Regions from separate parts of the Homo sapiens genome. Here region 1 is linked to region 2. Evidence: chromatin loops called from intact Hi-C (ENCODE). Cell type or tissue: endothelial cell of umbilical vein. All regions are shown on one strand. Each heading gives the region's core, and the rest is flanking DNA. Links, peaks and the distances in the headings are about the cores only.

What was found. Peaks named below come from ENCODE experiments on the same cell type or tissue, not always from the same donor. Only the 100,000 strongest peaks of a DNase experiment are listed, where the experiment ranks them.
Region 1: a loop joins it to region 2, with 4 times the contacts of the local background. A loop is called at or near these places in 23 of 110 quality-filtered maps.

Annotation. Positions count from the first base shown.
Region 1 is chr6:160,085,179-160,093,178 of GRCh38, forward strand. IGF2R (insulin like growth factor 2 receptor) reads left to right here. Exons shown (of 48, transcript NM_000876.4): 42 at 2,855-2,969; 43 at 3,929-4,075; 44 at 4,738-4,925. It also overlaps the pseudogene CHP1P2. Among named protein-coding and RNA genes, the nearest start is that of SLC22A1, 33 kb to the right of the region's middle. In endothelial cell of umbilical vein, for the core only: a CTCF peak has its summit at 3,432 (motif pointing right); a DNase peak (open chromatin) is centred at 3,413.
Region 2 is chr6:159,856,616-159,869,675 of GRCh38, forward strand. No RefSeq gene overlaps it. Among named protein-coding and RNA genes, the nearest start is that of MAS1, 28 kb to the right of the region's middle. In endothelial cell of umbilical vein, for the core only: no CTCF peak of the experiment used is centred there; a DNase peak (open chromatin) is centred at 6,826.

The sequences.
Region 1 (8,000 bases), core at 1-8,000, 230 kb after region 2:
CCGGGAAGGTGAGGGTGTTCTCAGGATGGCAAGGAGAGTGAGCATGTGCTTTGGTGGAAACCTCCAGATATGATTGCCTGTCACTGTCTCACAGGCATTTTGGCTCTCCTGGCACATTAAAATAAGTGCTGCTTTGTATTATATGAGACTGCAGGTCCTAGTCTGTGTGTTTAGAGGGGTTGGGCTATCTCGGGGAAGTGCGTCTATCCAGGAGGAAGTCTCAGAATGTTCAGAGTTCCTCTGAAGTTCACGTTCTAGCTGTAGATCAAGTGCCTAAATTGGCATAAACACACGTGTTTGTTTAGGAAAGCCAAACAGTTGCATGAGGACTTGGTACAGGTAGTTCAGAGGTACATCTTTGTAAAATGTCTTAACAATTTTTCACGGGAAATTGATCTTGTACTTGGTTGCTGAGTGAAAGTTGTTTTCTTTCATTATTTAAAGGAGGAAAATAGAGGTTTCTTAGTAAGAGCAATTAGGATTTGTTGGAGGGACCAGTAAAGGAAAATATTCACCTTTGCCTCTTAGGCTGGAGTGGGGTTTCCCGAGTTGTCCTGATTCAGCCACAGGGCTACTTCAGATTAGCTTGAGATGTTGAGATGGAGAAAGAGAATTCCGAGAAAACTACTGCCACCCTTGATAAAAATCACACACAGACTCTGCAGGTTGGTAGGTGGAGGGAGAGCTGCCATACAGGAAGTGGCGCCCAGACCGCCAGCCTGAGACCCGCCCTCCCTGGGAGGTTCTTACTGCTTTAGAGGTCAGTTATTGCTGCCACTCCCACACTGCCCCAGAAGGGGGAAGGAGGGAAGGTCGTGGAGGGTTGCTTTTTCCCCTGTAATCTTGCAGTATATATGGATATTCGACTAGTCTTTCCCCAACTTCAGCCAACTGAAATGACTAAAACACTTAAGGCTTCCTAAAAGTTTGAGGCAGGAGGAGCAAAAGAGAGTAGTGAACACAGGGGGTGACATGGAACTAGATCATCTGACTTCTTAGCGGTGACCTGCAGGCCACCTCCATTTGGAGAGCACCATTTTGCAAGTCCAGCCTCGCCTGGCGGGAAGAGCTCATGCTTTCTCCTGGGACTGGCATTTGGCATCCTGAGCACCTGCTGACCGGAACGAGAAATAATCTGGTGTCTGACACCAAATGAGCTCTTAATCTTTGGCGCCAACAAGACAGCATCTAAGGACAACCACGGTGCCCCCATTGTCCGCTTAGGGAATGGACCCCTGTTGGGGTGGGAGGTAGACTTTTTGTTTTCAGAACCAACATGTCTCAAGCAGCTGTGCTTAATATATGTTTAATCCCCATCCACTCCATGGGGCAGCGTTGTCATCCGTTTCACAGGCTGGGCCCCTGAGCCGAGGAGGTTGAGCCTCCTGCCCAATCAGTAAGGGCTGTCTACACTATTAAAGTTTTTTCTTGTTTGATCCCATATGCCAGAAGTTTTAAAAATTTTCCGTAAAACAGTGGAATTCTTTTTTCCAAAATTTTACACAGAAGCCCAATATTTAAAACAAATTCAGCTGGAGCAGCTTTGAGTTTGGGGCAGGCCTGAGAGCCTAGAGTCCCACCTCCCACCTCACCATCCAGCAGCCCTCAGTACCTCAGCCTGTGTCCTGTGGAAAACACTCGGGAAGTGAGCACTGTGCCCATGTTGCCTCCACCGCATGCCCCTGCCTGGAAGGATCTGTGTGTGTGTGGTCAGGGTGGAAGGCACCTGCTTCCCCTGGACACCCTGCGCCATGCCCTGGAGACATCATCTGTCCATGCAGCCAGGCTGGGCCCAGACCGTTCCCAGAACAGCCCCCTGCGCAGCCACAAGCAGCCTCTTGGTGGTGGCTTGAGAGTTGGAACCTGGCGGCCATGCTGCCCCAGTGATACCTGCAGCTTAAAGCATGTACTCACTTTTCTCTCAGACCCTGCGGGTTCGAGGGCTCAGGTTTTTCTTTTAATGGGTCACTTTTAAAAGCAGACAGTGCTCGACTGAAAGCTAGAAGACCCTAGAAAACCACAGTTGGTTTCTGTTTCTGGCTTTTCACTTTTTCCATTCTGTGCTCTGTTATTACTGGGAGGCTCACATGAGGGTACCTGTCAGGAAAGCACCTAATATGATAGAGAGAGTTTACACAATTGGAGCGATAATGAAGGCTGCCATTACCCGGGGTCCCACTGTTCACATGAGTTTGTTGGGCACTTTCTATACATGCCCGAAACCTGCCCACTTTGGACAGTGCCCTGTTCTGCAGGTAAGGCCCTCAAGGCTCAGAAGCTCAGCAACCCAGGGCCACAAAGTACGGGAGTAGGAGGGTTTGGGTTTGACCCCAGGTCTTAGGCTGTGACAATTGTGCAGTGGGCCAGGTGACCACCCCTGAGTGTGGGAATGCAAGAACAGGTCGATAAACCTTTAGGGAGCCCAAAATTTATTTTCTTCTGGCCTTTAAACCAGATTTTTACTCCTAACATTGAAGCTTTGTTTGTTTGTTTTTTGTTTTTGTTTTTGAGATGGAGTTTTGCTCTTGTTGCCCAGGCTGGAGTGCAATGGCGCCATCTCGATCTTGGCTCACTGCAACTTCTGCCTCCCGGGTTCAAGCAATTCTCCTGCCTCAGCCTCCTGAGTAGCTGGGATTACAGGCACCTGCCACCGTGCCCGAATAATTTTTGTATTTTTAGTAGAGACGGGGTTTCACCATGTTGGTCAGGCTGGTCTCTAACTCCTGACCTCAAGTGATCTGCCCTCTTTGGTTTCCCAAAGTGTTGGAATTGACAGGTGTGAGCCACTGCGCCTGCCTGAGGCTTTTTATAATGCACTAGAAATAATGTCAGTTCAATCATTTGTGTGTTTCAGGTGACAAAGTTGTTGTCACGTACTCCAAAGGTTATCCGTGTGGTGGAAATAAGACCGCATCCTCCGTGATAGAATTGACCTGTACAAAGACGGTGGGCAGACCTGCATTCAAGAGGTCAGGAGACTGGGGGCTCAGAGCGGGACTGTGCAGTGAGCATACTGGAGGGAATTCCTCCTTGGGGTTTTCATGGGCAGGTTTTGGCTGAGTCTTAGGAGCTCAGGGCCAGAGCCGCTGATTGTGCTGTATTGGGCGGGGCTGCTCCAGGCAGGGAAGACCTCCAGATACAGTGCTGAGACACTGTTACAAGACCAGTGCAACTTCTCTGGGCTAGCTTGTCTCTTGAACTAGGTTTAGCACTGGCTGAGCAGTACTTAACTGACCTCTACCTTTGAATGTCATAGTAGAAACAAAGGGGCGTGGATTTGTCCCACCCGAGGTGTTCAAGCAGCCTGGCTGGGACCCTCGAGCAGCTGGGACCTGCATCTGGACCTGGGATGTGCTTGGATTATATTCAAGTTTTCCCGGCCACATTGCATCTGGTGCCAGGGAGAGCTTGGCCAACAGAGGGTGCATGTGAGCTGCTGTTTGTGAACAGAACTGATTCCTTCCAGACGCTGAGTTTGGAAAAGGGGTGACTCAGAAATTGCCAAAGGATTTATGAATGTATGAGTCTGAGAAGCTTAAACAAAAATCTAAAAATCTAGGAGCAAATTTTCCAGGTTTTGAATGTTGCACGGTTTACAAATTTTAAAAAATTTATATTGAATGCTTGCCTGCTTTGTCACATTACTGATGTGTGCACCACAGTCATCTTCCCTGTCCATTGTGGTGATGAAAAGAAGTGAGTAAAATAACCACCCTCGCTCCGAGCTGCCGTCAGTGTTGAGTCGGGAAATTCTGCCTAGGCCTGCGCAGCCCGGGGAGTGGGGGCCTCGGGACCCAACTGAAGTCTCGCAGCACCTTGACTGAAAGCCAGTGAGCTGCTTCAAGGGCTCCGCAGTGTTCATTGTTTTGCAGTCTTCCCTTATGTCTGGCTGGGGAAGTGACTGTAGCCTGTGCTTCCCTCCTCCTAGGTTTGATATCGACAGCTGCACTTACTACTTCAGCTGGGACTCCCGGGCTGCCTGCGCCGTGAAGCCTCAGGAGGTGCAGATGGTGAATGGGACCATCACCAACCCTATAAATGGCAAGAGCTTCAGCCTCGGAGATATTTATTTTAAGTAAGTAAAACGTTTTCCTTCTGAGCTGTGAAATGTGTTCAAAATTAAACCAGCAATGCCGCTCTTTCCCTATCGGGGAGCACTGCAGGATAAATAGGTCTGTGTTTTAGTTACTGTTGCTGGAGTCATCGTCATCTTTTGCTTAAACTGAGGAAAAGCGTTACTCAATCATTAAGTTTTAACACCAAAGATGGTGAATTCTCATGAGTGTAAAAATAAATCCCCCGTCCTTCTCCCTCTCTTCATGATAATCTCAGGGGTTGAAGCCGAAGCCTTCTGACATGTTTGAGCAGGAATCTTCTGGGCTTACCAGTGTTTAGAAAATAAGTTTCTCAGCAGTGTTACTGGGGCTGCTCTTGGGGGTGGTGGCCGAGGTGCACAGACAGGGCGAGGGCCGTGTGGTGCTGGATACGGCACCTGAGGAAGGTGGATTAGCACTCAGAGGCCAGAACTGGTTGGGGAGAAAGCCTCTTGAGAGGGAAACTGGTGTCCTCAGAATTGCTGTGGGGTCACAGACGTGCTGCCCTAGCGTGTCCGTGCTTCCTTTCCCTAGGAAAGGAAGCATCCTGGGGCCCTGCAGTGATTCTGAGGACTGAGGGTTTATGTCATGAATGCCTTCTTGAAGGACTTCCATGTCACTGTGATCTTTTCTGTCTCTTCAGGCTGTTCAGAGCCTCTGGGGACATGAGGACCAATGGGGACAACTACCTGTATGAGATCCAACTTTCCTCCATCACAAGCTCCAGAAACCCGGCGTGCTCTGGAGCCAACATATGCCAGGTGAAGCCCAACGATCAGCACTTCAGTCGGAAAGTTGGAACCTCTGACAAGACCAAGTACTACCTTCAAGGTAATCCGTGGCTTCCCACAAAGTTCCACATTTAACTTCCTCCAAGGAAGGGGATTAAAATTTTCAACTAACTCCCTTCAGTTGAAATCTCGGACCACTTTTAAAACAAAAACCTTGGTCTAATTCTTTACTTTGTTATGAATTTCTTGACAGTGGATTGAGCGATACGTGTCAGAACTAAGCATTTCACTGTAGGCAAATTGTGTCTTAGTTATCAAGTAAATGTACAAAAAAACTAAAACCTGGTCTGATCCAGTGGTTCTGAGGTTGGGTGGAGGCTGAGCTGTGCACAGTCAGAATTGCCTTTGATTTGGTTTTAACCATGACACTTCCTTATTTTGGAATGCCAAATAATATTAGAGAAGGGTAAGAGATTTTATATTTGTAAGAAGGATGAAAGGAAACTGGCCTAAATGTTAGGATGTAGGTTAAAATCAACCAGGACGCACATAGGGCAGAGTCCAGGGTGTGAAGGAAGGTTTTAAACTGGCACTAATAAGGGTGTTGCCCTTTGTTCCCTCACATAATCGTGAAAGGCTGCTTTTGTTTTGAACAGCTAGTCTTAACTATATACCTTTCATAATTTGATTTTTGAACCGTGTGTGGATGTAATAACTCTTTAAAAAAAAATGAAGTGTGTTTAAAGAAAACCCCAGCCTGCTCTGATGTCAAAGAGCTGCCGATCATGTCCTCTGGGAGGGGAGAGTAGTGATAGCTGAGAAGGAGCAGGTGCTCTGTGCCCTGGTGCTGAGCACATTGCCGAGAAGGAGCAGGTGCTCCGTGCCCTGGTGCTGAGCTCATCGCCGAGAAGGAGCAGGTGCTCCGTGCCCTGGTGCTGAGCGCATCGCCGAGAAGGAGCGGGTGCTCTGTGCCCTGGTGCTGAGCGCATCGCTGAGAAGGAGCGGGTGCTCTGTGCCCTGGTGCTGAGCGCATCGCTGAGAAGGAGCGGGTGCTCTGTGCCCTGGTGCGGCTGAGAAGGAGCGGGTGCTCCGTGCCCTGGTGCTGAGCACATCGCCGAGAAGGAGCAGGTGCTCCGTGCCCTGGTGCTGAGCACATCGCCGAGAAGGAGCAGGTGCTCCGTGCCCTGGTGCTGAGCGCATCGCCGAGAAGGAGCAGGTGCTCCGTGCCCTGGTGCTGAGCGCATCGCCGAGAAGGAGCAGGTGCTCCGTGCCCTGGTGCTGAGCGCATCGCCGAGAAGGAGCAGGTGCTCCGTGCCCTGGTGCTGAGCGCATCGCCGAGAAGGAGCAGGTGCTCTGTGCCCTGGTGCTGAGCGCATCGCCGAGAAGGAGCAGGTGCTCCGTGCCCTGGTGCTGAGTGCATCTCCACGACGGCAGCACCTGATGGAGGGAAGCTGGGTCAGCATCGCTGCTCCTGGTCACAGATTGTAGACAGCGCCCTGGTGCATCTGCTCATAGCACCTGTGGCCCCTGAATAGAACTGGGAAAGTGAATGTTCTGCTTTCTGGGTGAGTTGATGATGGGAAAGTTGATCAGCCTCATTCACTTGCATAACTCCACAGCACGGAGCTAGCACTCTGTGTTTCTCTGTTCTCTGCCTTCCTCACACTTCGGTGAATCCTTCAGTCATTCAGAATCAGATGTTGCATGTCACAGGTTGTGCCTTCTCTTGCTGTCCTCTTTCCCAGTGCTCGGTAAATCTTGATTAAAGGAAGGAAGGAAGGATTGTTTCAGAAGCCTTCAGGGGCCCTATCATGCAGAGAAGGAAAGTCTAGGCTCTCTCTGACACAGCTTGAAGATGTCTGAGAGGCTCCCATGTACCAGGGTAGCCTTGCAAGCTGCTGCTCCTACACATGCCTCAGCCATCAGGTTATTCACTAGTTCCCAAAGTCACCCTGTAACCTGGTGGGTTTACATATGCTGCTCTTGGTGCTGGAATGCCTTGGCCCACCTTCCTCATCCTTCCAAACCTACTTCTAGTGCCCCTCCTGGGAAGGCCCACCTTCTCATAGCAGGGTGACACCGCTGGTGTGTCTGCAGGATTCCAAACCTACCTCCAGTGCCCCTCCTGGGAAGGCCCACCTTCTCATAGCAGGGTGACACCGCTGGTGTGTCTGCAGGATTCCAAACCTACCTCCAGTGCCCCTCCTGGGAAGGCCCACCTTCTCATAGCAGGGTGACACCGCTGGTGTGTCTGCAGGATTCCAAACCTACCTCCAGTGCCCCTCCTGGGAAGGCCCACCTTCTCATAGCAGGTGATACTGCTGGTGTGTCTGCAGGAGTCTTCACGCTCCATCGCGCAGCACTGGCCACTTGTCTGGTTACACATAAGACCTCCACGTTCACAAGTGGTATGTCTAGCAGACCTTTGAGGATCCCCAGCTTTCAGAGTGCTTGTGCATGCGCATTTAGTCATTCTTGGTAAATAAAATCCCTTTCAGACCTTTTCACTTTCTTCATTCACCAGCCCCAGGAAGTAGCTTTAGTTTTAAGACATCTTTTCATCTTTCATGAAGAAATGAAGTTTCTATCTCTTCCTGAGGCTTGCCATTCCTTCGGGAGGGCAGAGCTGTCTCTCATCAGGACGTGGAGCTGCTGGGCGGTTTGCTTCCCCACATCAGCCCTGTGGAACAGTCCATTCAGCAGCCCCTGCTTCAGCTACTCCCAAGCGAGAATGTGGGGCCCTCCCGGAGCGGAGCCGCACCGCCTGTCTCTGGGCCCCATCTGTGTGTGGACATGTCCGTCTCCTACCCTGCACTCTCGCCTCTGCATTCCTGGCACCCAGCAGCACCAGCCACAAAGATTTTCAGCCAGTGACAAAGGTTGGGAGCAGCAGAGTTCATGCAAGGAGTCCACACAAGGGTTCCTCACTTCTGACAGCAACAGCACACTGAAGGGGTTCCCAAGCCAACTTCAGATTTACCCTTTCACCATAACTCACAGAGCTCCCTGGAAGCAGTTACACTTATAGTTATGATTTACTGCAGCAAAAAGATACAGGTTAAAATCAACCAAGATGCACACAGGGCAGAGTCCAGGAGGGAATTGAATGCAGAGTTCCCACCAGCTCTCCCGTGGAATCAGATGTGTTGTGTTCCCAGCACCCACGTGTGGCAGT
Region 2 (13,060 bases), core at 2,972-10,971:
AGCCATTCTAACTGGGGTAAGATGATATCTCATTGTGGTATTAGTTTGCAATTCCCTGATGATTAGTGATGTTGAGTATTTTTTCATACACCTGTTGGCCATTTGTATGTCGTTGAGAAATGTCTGTTCAGCTCACTTGCCCATTTTTCATTGGATTATTTGTGGTTTTTTTGTTTGCTTTGCTGTTGAGTTCCTTGTATATTCTAGATATTAATTACTTGTTGGATGAACAGTTAGCAAATATTTTCTGTCATTCTGTAGGTAGTCTCTTCACCCTGTTGATTGTTCCTTTGCTGTATAGAAGCCTTTTAGTTTAACATAGTCTCATTTGTCTATTTTTATTTTTGTTACTTGTGCTTTTAAAGTCTCAGCCATAAAATCTTTGCCTAGACTAATGCCCTGAAGCATTTCCCCTGCTTTCGTCAAGTAGTTTTATAGTTTTAGGTTTATGTTTAAATCTTTAATCCATTTTGAGTTGATTTTTGTATATTTCTTATTTGCGTATCCCCACCAGTGAGTTTTATACTTTTGTGTATTTTCATTATGGTAGATATTGTCCTTTCTCTTCTAGATGTTCTTCTTTAAGCATTTTTTATAGGGCTGGTCTAGTGGTGATGAATTTCCTGTTTTTGTTTGTCTAAGAAAGACTATTTCTCCTTCATATCTAATGGATAGATTTAGTGGGTGTGGAGAAGTTTATCCTTTTTTCCTTTTTTTCCCTCCTTTTAGCACCTTGAATATATCATCCCATTCTTTCCTATAAGGTTTCTGGTAGCCTGTAAGGTTTCTGCTAAGAAATGTGCTGCTAGTCTGATGGGGATTGCCTTAAATATATCTTGACTTTTTTCTCTTGCTGTTCTCTTTGTCTTTTACTTTTGACAGTTTGACTATAATGTGCCTCCAATAAACCTTTTTGGATTAAATCTATCTGGGACTCTTTGAGTTGCCTGTCTGGATATTTTCATCTCTTCCAAGACTTGTGAAGTTTTTAGTGATTATTTCCTTAAATAGGTTTTCTATGCTGTTTCCATTCCCTTTTCCTGTAGAACAAATTTTATGAAAATGTGTTTGGTTTACAGTATCCCAAATGTCACATAGGCTTTCTTCATTCTTTTTTTTTTCCTTTTTTCTTTTTTCTTTCTTTTGTTTGACTGAATTATTTCAAAAGACCTATCTTCAAGTTCAAAAATTCTTTCTTCTGCTCAATTTATTTTTGAAGCACTTCAGATCCAGGATTTCTGTTTGGTTGTTTTTTATATCTATCTGTTCAATTGCTCATTCAGATTATGAATTATTTTTCTGATTTTCTTGTATTATCTATCCGTGTTCTCTTGTAACAACTGGCCACTATTTTAAGTTCCTTTTCAGGCATTTCATATATTTCCTTTTCTTTGGAATCTGTTACTGGAGAATTATTTTGTTCTTTTGTCAGTGTCATGTTTCCTTGCTTTTTTTCTGTTTCCTTTGTCCTTATGTTAATATGTGTGCACCTGGTATAATACTTGCTTCTTCAAATTTTATGGAATGGCTTTCATAGGAAATAATTTTCCCTGTAAATGTATCTGTAGTGTTGGTTGGGTAGGGTGCTTTGGCTTTGATTCTGGATGGGCACAGTAATGTAGTCTCTGTATGATTTATTCAGCTTTAATCAATGTCAGTGGGGTCTGTGTGTTCTTCAGTGGCTTAGGCTGTGGTTATTAGTGGAGGCTGTGGCAAGGCTTTTCTGGGGACAAGAACATCAAGTAGGTTGGTCCTTGGTCCCCTGGGTAACATAAGCAGCCATCAGTGGTAGTAGGAGGGGGCCTGGGTATACTAGTTATTGGGCCCCTAGGCAGTGCTTGCAGCACTGGTGGTGGCAGTGCTCATGGCAAGCTGGCCCTCAGGTCCCTGGGCAGTGCTTGTGGCACTGGCAATGGCAGTAGTGATGGCAGGCTGGCCCTCGGGCCCTGGGTGGCACACATTGGTGCTGGTGGCTAGTTAGGTTTTCATTTTTATGATAACAATGTAAACATTTTCATCTAAGGGTCAAGTGGTTTATTGTCATTATTTTATTTTTTCTTGGACAAATTCTTGTTTTCCCTAGTTACATATTGCCTTGTATTTTTCACTTTCACAGTTTCCTATGTATTTATTCTTATTTTTGCTTATACTATGCTCATTTTTTCCATTTAGTATGTCATGTGCCTAGCAATACATTATTTTTTTTTAAATACTCAAACATATTGAGTAATCTGTTCTGACTTTTCCTGGGAACGCTTCCCCATGGAGCACCTTGTCAGACTTCCTCCCTCTCAGCTAGCCCTCTGTGGGCCCACGTCCCTTCCATTACCTGGGCTTTTCTTGACTGCTTTTTGTGTTGAGGATTCCATGGGTTCTTTCCTGTAGCCAGTCTATGAAGGAATTTAAAGGAAAGGGTATGAGGGAGGTGACTTTTTAAAAACTTTGTATTATGATAAATTTTCAACAAAACCAAAGTAGAGAAAAGAGCATCAGAAGCTCTCATGTGTCCTTTTCCAAGTTTCCACAATCATCAACATAAGGCCAATATTGTTTCAGCTAAACTCTTTCCCACTCCCTTTAACCCATGGATATTTTAATGCAAATTCCAGATATCATATATTCATCTGTAAATGTTTTATTATGCATTTCTATTTAAAGACCTCTGGGCATGGTGGCTCATGCCTGTAATCCCAGTACTTTGGGAGGCCAAGGTGGATCACTTGAGCCGAGAAATTCAAGACCAGCCTGGGCAACATAGCGAGACCCCCCCCTCTACAAAAAGTTTAAAAATTAGCCAGATATGGTGGTGGGTGTCTGTAGTCCCAGCTAGCCAGGAGGCTTAGGTGGGAGGATCGCTTGAGCCTGGGAGGTTGAGGTTGCAGTGAGCTGTGATCACTCCATCACACTCTAGCCTAGGTGACAGAACGAGACCTTGTCTCAAAAAATTAAAATAAATAAATAAATAAAACTTATAAAGAAAACTCCTAACCACAATGCCACAATGCCATTACCACACCTGAAAAAATTAGCACTATTCTCTAAAGTCATCAAATATTCACTTGGTATCATACATGTGTTGGCTTTTTAAAAATACAATTAGTTCGAATCAGCATTCAAATAAGATTTGATTGTGATTAGTTATGTCTCTTAAGCCTCTTTTAACCTATAGGTTTTTCTCCCTTCCTTTTTTCTTGCAATATTTTTGTTGAAGAAACCTGGTCATTTTTGGCTGTGTCTCCACATGCATTTAACCTGTTCCTCTGTCTTGGTGTTCTAGAGCCTCCATCTATTTCAGGTCTGATTTTATTTTGGCAAGATTATTTCACATGGATGTACTTCCAGCCATCAGATTGACTCCTCTCTTTCTGTGGCGCTATCAGCCATTGATAATTACCTGAATCAACCAAAAGCAGTTTTACCCCGACCCCCACCCCACCTAGGGACATTTGGCAATGTCTGAAGACATTTTTGATTGTCCTGACTAGGGAGGAAGGATGCTACTGGCATCCAGTGGGTAGAAGACAGGAATGCTGCTATATATCCTACAACAGTCAGGACAGCCCCCTAACCCCCAACAAATATAATAATATGTTGATTAACAACAGGGATACATTCAGAGAAATGTGTCGTTAGGAGACTTCATCATTGGGCAAACACCATAGAAGGCATTTAGGCAAACCTTGGTGTCATAGCCTAGTATACACCTAGGCTATATGGTATAGCCTACAAATCTAGGCTACGAATCTGTATAGCATGCTGCTATACTAAATACTGTATGCGACTGTAACACAATGGTAAGTATTTGTGTATCTAGACATAGAAAAGGTACAGCAAAAATACAATATTAAAACATTACGGGACCACCGTCATATATGCAGTCCATCATTCACTGAAATGTCATTTTGCAGTGTGTGACTGTAATTATCTAATCTAAATTGTCAATAGTACTGAGATTCAAAATCTTTGATAAGATCTGTTTATTCCTTAGAGTTTCAAAGGGGGTTATGTTCTGCTTCTATTATGTCTTCTTTACTTATTAGCTGGAACAGGGCCAACATATATTAGGATTTTGACACATTTACTTCATCTATGCCCTTCCTCTTTTTTTGTTGTGGTTGAAGGATTGAAAAGCAAATCCCACATATCATCTTATTAATCCTAAACATATTTAAAAAATGGACATTTTCTTACATAGTCATAATGCTTTTATCGCACCTAACAAAATTAGCAATAATCTTGGTATCCATATTCAAATTTACCTCAGTAAATGTGAACTACATATTTACAAATGCTGAACTACAGCATTTTCCCTTTTTGTTTTATTTTTCAAAATTAGGATTCAAAAAAATCCACATGTTGTATTTTTAGTGGTTCTGTCTTGAGAACTTTCTAACCTAAAGCAGTGGAGCTGTCTGTGTAAGCCCTTGTATGTCTGCAATATTTTTCTTCTACCCTCATATTTGACTCATAGTTTTGTTGGTATAGTGTACACCATGGCTGCCTTCCTAGGATTCATTTAAACTTCCTCCTTCCTGATAAAATCCCGATCTTATTTGGATGTCCACTCCTCCCTCTTCAGCCACATGCCTCAAGAGAGGCTCATTCTGGAGGAGAGCATGGGTAGTCTAAGTGTATTTCACCCATCTGGACAGATTGGTTCAACCATGAGCATGCGATTCTTGGCTCTAAACCCTGAGGGGATATATATAGTTTTTTTGTTTTGAGACGGAGTCTCGTTCCGTCGCCCAGGCTGGAGTGCAGTGGTGTGATCTCAGCTCACTGCAACCTCCACCTCCCGGGTTCAAGCGATTCTCCTGCCTCAGCCTCCCAAGTAGCTGAGATTACAGGCGTCAGCCAAAACACCTGGCTAATTTTTGTATTTTTAGTAGAGATGGGGTTTCACCATGTTGGCCAGGCTGGTCTCGAACTCTTGACCTCAAGTGATCTGCCCGCCTCAGCCTCCCAAAGTCCTGGGATTACAGGTGTGAGCCACTGCACCCAGCCTGAAATGTACTTTATTCTAAAAGAGAGACACTCAGACATGTTTCTTTTCTGGGCATCATCAGGTCTGGATGAGATGCTGGAACTGCACCTCTCACCTCAGGACCCATCTCAGAGTTAGCCTGACCCTAAAGATGCCAAAACAGAAAGAAGGAGAGAACCTGGCCCAGCCACTCCTAGACCTGGTCTGTCTTTGTGCTTATTTATATAGCAAGAAAATATAACTTATTTTTAAAACCCTGTTCAAATGGTGGCTGCTCTTATTTGCAGCTGAAACATCCTCATGGATAGACATGGGTATAGAATTTTAGGTTGAAAATATTTTTTTCCTTAGGATTCTGGTATCATTGCTCCAATGCTTGCTTTAAAAAATACTTCTATTTTGAAATAGATTAACAGGAAGTTGTAAAATTAGTACACAGAGGTTCCACATACCCTCCCCAGTTTCCCCCAGTGGATACATCCTACATAACTATAGCTAAATATACCAGGAAGGCGACTTGGGTTCCAATACTTTCTTATGTTCAGTATCGTTATTGGAAAGTCAATGCCATGATGAGTCCTTTTCTCTTTTTAATGTAACCTAATTTTTCTCTGCGGAAGCCTCCAGCATCTTCTTCTTAGCCCTGATGTTCTGAAATTTATTGACGGCATGCCTTGATGTGGTCTTTTTTCATTCATTGCTCTGAACATTCTGAGTCTAGAGGCTTGTGGCTTTGGGGTCCTGGAAAATTTATGGTATTATGTATTTGACAATTTCCTGTCCTCTGTCTTTATTTCTTCTTTGAACAGTGTTTTGGTGCTGAGCTCCCTGGATTGCTCTCTGATGACTTTATCTTTTGTTTTCTATTTCCCGTCTTTGCCACTTTGTTCTTTTCTGTGTCTGACATTGCCTCCACCTCTGTTCTGTCCCTCCTGGTCCTGGTTCCTTGTTTTCTTCTCAGAGGGGTCTCAGGATGAATTGGCCCATGTATGAGTTTTCTGTTGTTGGCCTAATAAATCCCCCTAAAGTCAGCAGTTGAAAACAGCACACATTTATTATCTCAGTTTCCACCAGTTGGAGTCCAGTTATGGGGCCGCTGGGCTGTCTGTTGAGGTCTCCCCAGGCTGACATCAAGACATTAGCTGAGGCTGGGGTCTCCTCTGAGGCCCAGGACCCATTCAGGTTGTTGGCAGAACCTGGGTTGTTGTAGTTGTAGGGCTGAGGTTCCCACCTCCTAGGGGTGCCCCCCATTTCCTGGCAGGTGGTCCTCTCCACCTGGGTAGTTTGTTTCTTCAAGGCCAGAAGGAGAAGGAGAGTATCTGCTGTGCTTCCTGTGTCTTACCTCTAGACACACCAGGACAACATCCCTTTTTATCAACTCAAAGTTAACTGATGAGGGGCCACACTCCAGGGGAGGGAATGCTATAAGGTGTGTACACCAGGGGGTGGGAATTGGAGGCTACCTTAGGATCCTTCAGCCCACAGTACCCTCATGTGCTCTTCTCATGCATCTCTGATTATAGCCTCTTGTTCTCACTCCCCAAATTTTGTTCCTAGTTCTTGCCTGGCAACATTACCTCGCCTATCCTTTCTGTCTTTTCACTTCATCTTAGTGGTTCTTTTTTTTTTTTTTGCAGGTTGGGGGGCATGAATGTTTGTGGTTCGTTTACGATGTTTAACTCAAAGTCCTTGAGCAGTTAAATTTTTGAAGGTGTGAGTTTTTTCTTAATGAGTAATGCAGAGTGTTTCAATGCAACACACTCTTGTCTGATAATTTATCGCTGAACAGCCTACTGAACAACTTTTAGATAAAACCTACCTGAGGGAAAAAAATCCAAGTCACCACTGGATGGCACCAAAAAACAAGGAATTTAAAGGGGCTTCTCTGCCTGCTGACGTGTCACATAGAGCTTCATTTTCCCAAATGTGAGGGAGAAATGCTATTTATTTATTTATTTAGAGACGGGGTCTGGCTCTGTTGCCCTGGCTGGAGTGCAGTGGTGCGATCACAGCTCACTGCAGCCTCGACTTCCTGGGCTCAAGCAATCCTCCCACCTCAGCCTCCTGAGTAGCTGGGACTACAGGCACACACAACCATGTCTGCCTAATTTTTTTCTATTTTTTTGTAGAGACACAGTCTCACTATAATGCTGGTCTCTAACTCTTGGGCTCAAGTGAACCTCCCATTTTAGCCTCCCAAAGTGCTGGGATTACAGGCCTGAGCCACCGTGCCTGGCTGGGGATGCTATTCTTTGAGATACGTGTTGATGAGCTTTTGTTAGAAGAGCTTGTTACCGTGCTCTTTACCCTGAGGCTGAGGCTCCCTCCCCTGAGAAGCTGCACCACCTGGGACAGACATAATTGCCTGGCTGGAGTCTCACACAGGGTTTTATTTTTTATTTTTTTAAAATTTATTATTATTATACTTTAAGTTTTAGGGTACATGTGCACAACGTGCAGGTTTGTTACATATGTATACATGTGCCATGTTGGTGTGCTGCACCCATTAACTTGTCATTTAGCATTAGGTATATCTCCTAATGCTATCCCTCCCCCCGCCCCCCACCCCACAACAGTCCCTGGTGTGTGATGTTCCCTTTCCTGTGTCCATGTGTTCTCATTGTTCAATTCCCACCTATGAGTGAGAACATGTGGTGTTTGGTTTTTTGTCCTTGTGATAGTTTGCTGAGAATGATGGTTTCCAGTTTCATCCATGTCCCTACAAAGGACATGAACTCATCATTTTTTATGGCTGCATAGTATTCCATGGTGTATATGTGCCACATTTTCTTAATCCAGTCTATCATTGTTGGACATTTAGGTTGGTTCCAAGTCTTTGCTATTGTGAATAGTGCCACTATAAACATACGTCACACAGGGTTTTAAAAAAGTTCATTGCAGCTGGGCGCGGTGGCTCACACCTGTAATTCCAGCACTTTGGGAGGCCAAGGCGGGCCGATCATGAGGTCAAGAGATCAAGACCAGGACATGGATGAAGCTGGAAACCATCATTCTCAGCAAACTATCGCAAGGACAGAAAACCAAACACCACATGTTCTCACTCATAAGTGGGAGCTGAGCAATGAGAACACATGGACACAGGGAGGGGAACATCACACACCGGGGCCTGTTGGGGAATGGGGGGGCTAGGGGAGGGATGGCATTAGGAGAAATACCTAATGTAGGTGACAGGTTGATGGGTGCAGAAAACCACCATGGCACATGTATACCTATGTAACATAACTGCACGTTCTGCACATGTAACCCAGAAATTAAAGTATTATAATAATAATAATAATAAAAGAGATCGAGACCATCCTGGCCAACATGGTGAAACCCCGTTCTACTAAAAATACAAAAATTAGCAGGAGACTTGCTTGAACCCGGGAGGCAGAGGTTGCAGTGAGCCGAGATCATGCCACTGCACTCCAGCCTGGCAACAGAGTGAGACTCCGTCTCAAAAAAAAAAAGTTCATTGCAGATACCATTGAAGGACAGGAGTTCTGGGAACTTCTGAGGCCGAGCTGTAAATATCAGAATGTCTGGCCTGAAGGACGAAAGCACGGAGTGTTAATTTTCAGACAGACTGTGGGGATGTGGGGTGAAGAGGGGACGAGGTCCTAGAAAGGGAAAACCAACTGTGCTTCCTTCTACTGTCACACACTTCACATCAGACACCAAACAGGCAGGGTTTTCTGACACCAACCAATTCTCCATTTTTCTGTGGATGCCAGCTGGATGTCCTATGATTTAATCCAGTTCTGACACCATCTGCCTAGAGTTAGCATCAGATCTCACAGGTGGAGGGCTCAGCCCCACAAGGCTGCCCTGCTTCAGATGCCAATCGCAGGTCTGGACCTCCCTTCTGACTCCTGACTGGCCGGCTATGAACTGTGGATTCCCACAGCCCCCTCCTTGAATTCGATCGTTTGCTAGAATGGCTCACGGAACTCAGGGAAACACTTTACTTTTGTTTACCCGTTTATTATGGAGAATACAACTTAGGAACAGCCAAATCGCACTGGGCAAGGAGGGGAAAGGGTCACGAAGGCCCAGCACTTCCGTGTGTTCATCAACCCAGAAGCTCTGAGAACTACGTCCTTTTGGGTTTTTACAGAGGCCTCATTACGTAGACACGATTGATTCCAACATTGCCCCCTCAGAGGCTGGGGAGTGGGGCTGAAAGTTCCAGTCTCCTCATGATCTGGTTGGTTTCTCTGGTAATCAACCCCAACCTTAGGCCTTTCCAAAAGTCACTTCACTCACACAAACTCATGAAGCAAGAATAGCCTCCCTACAAGCAACAAGAGATGCTCCTTTTTCACCTTTGTAGCTCCAGAGCTGTTCGGGAACTGGAGACAAAATCTAAATATTGTAACAAAAGCTGCTCCTGTCATTCTTATCACTTAGAAAAGTACAAGAGTTTTAGGAGCTGTGGCTGGGAGCCAGGGACAACACCACAATGCGTGTTTTTTTTTTTTTTTTTTCCGAGACGGAGTTTCGCTCTGTCGCCCAGACTGGAGTGCACTGGTACCATCTCGGCTCACCTCAACCTCTGCCTCCTGGGTTCAAGCGATTCTCCTGCCTCAGCCTCCTGAATAGCTGGGATTACAGGTACCCGACACCACGCCCGGCTAATTTTTGTATTTTTAGTAGAGACGGGGTTTCACCATGTTGGCCAGCCTGATCTTGAACTCCTGATCTCGTATTTCTTATGATCCCACAGTATCACCAGAGCCTGCTAGTGCTGCCAGTAGGCCCTGGAGAAAGGAGGCCGAGGTGGACTGGGTGCAGACCCTCCCCATGCTCAGACTCCAGGGTGGTCGGCCCAGAAGCTTCCAGAGCCTGGAGGTGAGGCAGCAGTGTTCTGCTTCCTGCCTGGAAGGCCAGTGGGGGGGCTGAGGAGCCTTGAGTCCCTGGGTGGCCGCAGGCTGGTGGAGTGTGTGTTGGCAGGAGCCTGCAACAGCGTCCTGGGAGGCTGCATCTGCCACAATTCACAGAGAAGATGCACACAAGCTCCCCTGTATCACTGTGCGGGGGCTCGGGAGGTGGCCGGGAACGAAGTGCTCGTGTGACTGTCTTGGAGAGATGTCGGGTGGGGCAGGGGTTGTCTCAAAGCCAGGAGAGACAGCTGAGGGAGAGCAAGGCCTGGAAACAGGGGCGCCTTAGGCCTGCCTGTCACCTCAACTGCAGGGGCCACGCTGCCCGGGGCCTGGCTGTGCCTGGGGTCCACCTCTGCCCAGCTTCCTGGGGGCTCCCTCCAGGGTGCTGCAGAGGTGTGGGGCCGGCCCGTTTCCTGGGACACCGCTGACAGCCAGCCCGGGCTCAGGGACGCCTTGTGGCCTCTTGGAGCCTTCCCTGGGCCACAGGCAGGCCAGTCCCCCTCACCAGCCCTAACGCTTCCTGCCCCTGCCCCTGGCAGGCTTCTCCGGCTCTCTGGGTCCTGCGCGTTCAGCCGCCTCTGTGTAAGCGCCCTGAGGACCAGGTCCCCACTGCCCCTGATGCCGCAGGCCCCCCCGCAATGCATGCAGGCCCGGCATGCAGGCCTCTGATCTGCAAAGGGGAAAGGAGAGGAAAGATTTCAGAGAGAACAGCCCTGCATGGAGTTGGAACCTTGAAATGACTGAATTTAGAACCAGAGTTGCCTGCTTACGGGAAAGGAGCTACTCAAACAGAAGAGACAGAGTGACATTGAGGTGCCAAGATGAAGTATGTTTCCCGAACAAAGTGGGTATAGGAATTTGAGAGCCAATAGCTCCACTCTAGAAAATTAAAGACGGGCGTATTTCTGCATATCGGGGCCAGAGTGAAGGAACCTCCGCCGGCTTCACTGCACATTAAAGACCCCCCTGGGCTGCTCTTGCCTCATGAATCTGATGCCCCCTGAGCAACCTCTCACCCTTCAGCACTGCTCAGGTGGGCTCTGTGCTGCTGTGCAGTGGAGCAGGTGGGAAAGGAATCCGCTGTTCCTCCAAAATTCACGTTTACCCAGAACCTCAGAATGTGAGTTTGTTTGGAAATAAGCTCCTTGCAGATGTGATTAAGGCTCCAGCTGAGGTTATACTGGATTAGGGCAGGCCCTAAATCCAAGGAGAGAGCCTTGTAAGAGACAGAAAAAGACATACAGAGACAAGAGGAAAGAGGCCAGGGAGATGGGGCAGAGACTGGAGTGATGCTGCCACGAGCCAAGGAATGCTGGAAGCCACCAGAAGTGGGAGGGGGTGAGGAAGACCATTCCCTAGAGACTTCAGCGGGACCATGGCACTGCTGATAGCTTAGTGTTGGGCTGCTGGCCTCCAGAACTATGAAAGTAAATTTATGTTATTTTAAGCCACCCAGCTTGAGGTAATTCTTATGGCAGCCCTACAGAGCAAATACACTTCTCTGACACAATTATGGTGATAAGAATTGGCCCAACCCTAACAATGTGGGGTCTGGCATAAGCGTACACATCCCCCATGTCTAAATATTTAAAACCACACACTGCTCTTCATATCCGTTAGGATGGCTATTATTTAAAAGAACCCCCACAAACACAAAATAACAGGTGTTGGTGAGAATGTGGAGAAATTGGAAATCTCCTGAATTGCTGGTGGGATTGTAAAATGGTGCAGCCACTGTAGAAAACAGTTCTCCAAATAGTTAAACATAGATTCCCATTTGATTCCCTAGTTACACTTTGGGTATGTACCCAAAAGAATTGAAGGCAGGAACTTGAACAGATACTTGTACACCAGGGATCATAGCAGCCCTGATTCACACTAGCTGAAAGGTGGAAACGACCCAATTGCCCATGATGGAGGAATGGATACACAAAACGTGGTATGTAGCTACAATGGGACATTATTCAGCCATAAAAAGGAAGGAAATTCTGACACATTGATACATGTGATCTGACACATTGACACACGTTGATACACCTCCTTGGTTAAATTTATTCCTATAATATGGATGAACCGTGAAACCGTTATGCTGAGTGAAATAAGCCAGATAGAAAAGGAAAAATAAATATGATTCCACTTGCATGAGGAACCTAGAATAGGCAAATACATAGAGAGAGAAAATACAATGCTGGTTACCAGGGGCCGGGGAGAGAAGAATGGGGAGTTAGTGTTTAATGGGCACTAAGTTTCTGTTAGGAATGATGAAAAGTTCTGGAAATGGATAGTGGTGTTGGTTGTACAACATTGTCATTATACTTAATGCCCCTGAATTGTACTCTTAAAAATGGTTAAAATGGTAAATTGCATTTTATGTATATTTTACCACAATAAAAAAATTTAAAACAAGCTACTAAACTGTTAAATAAAATGTTCTATTCTTTACCTTGACCAATATACATTTTTCATTTATAATTATTTTTTTTTATTTATTTACTGATTTTGAGATAGAGCCTTGCTCTGTTGCCCAGGCTGGAGGGCACAATCTCTGCTCACTGCGACCTCTGATTCCCAGGTTCAAGCAATTCTCATGCCTCAGCCACCCGAGTAGCTGGGATTACAGGCATGTGCCACCACAACCGACTAATTTTTTGTATTTTCAATAGAGACGGGGTTTCGTCATGTTGCCCTGGCTGGTCTCAAACTCCTGGCCTCAAGTGATCCACAGCCTCGGCCTCGGCCTCCCATAGTGATGGGATTATAGGTGTGAGCCACTGCAACTGGCCCCGTTTATTATTATTTTTAATTGACACATAATAATTGTAGATATTTATGGGGTACATTGTGATATTTCCGTACACATATACAATATGTAATAAGCAAATCAGGGTAGTTAGCATATCTATTACCCCAAACATATTTTGTTTCTTTGTGTTGGGAATATTCAAAATTTCCTCTTCTAGCTATTTGAAAATATACAATAAATTATTAATTATAGTTACCCCATAGTCCCATAGAACACTAGCACTTATTCCTCCTGTCTAGCTGTGCAGTTGTATCCCTTCATTAACCTCTGGCTTTGCCTCCCCACCCTTCCCAGTGTCTAGTAACCACTCTTCTATGCTCTACTTCTGTGAGATCAACTTTTTTAGCTTTCACAGATGAGAACATGTTTTATCTTTCTGTGCCTGGCTTA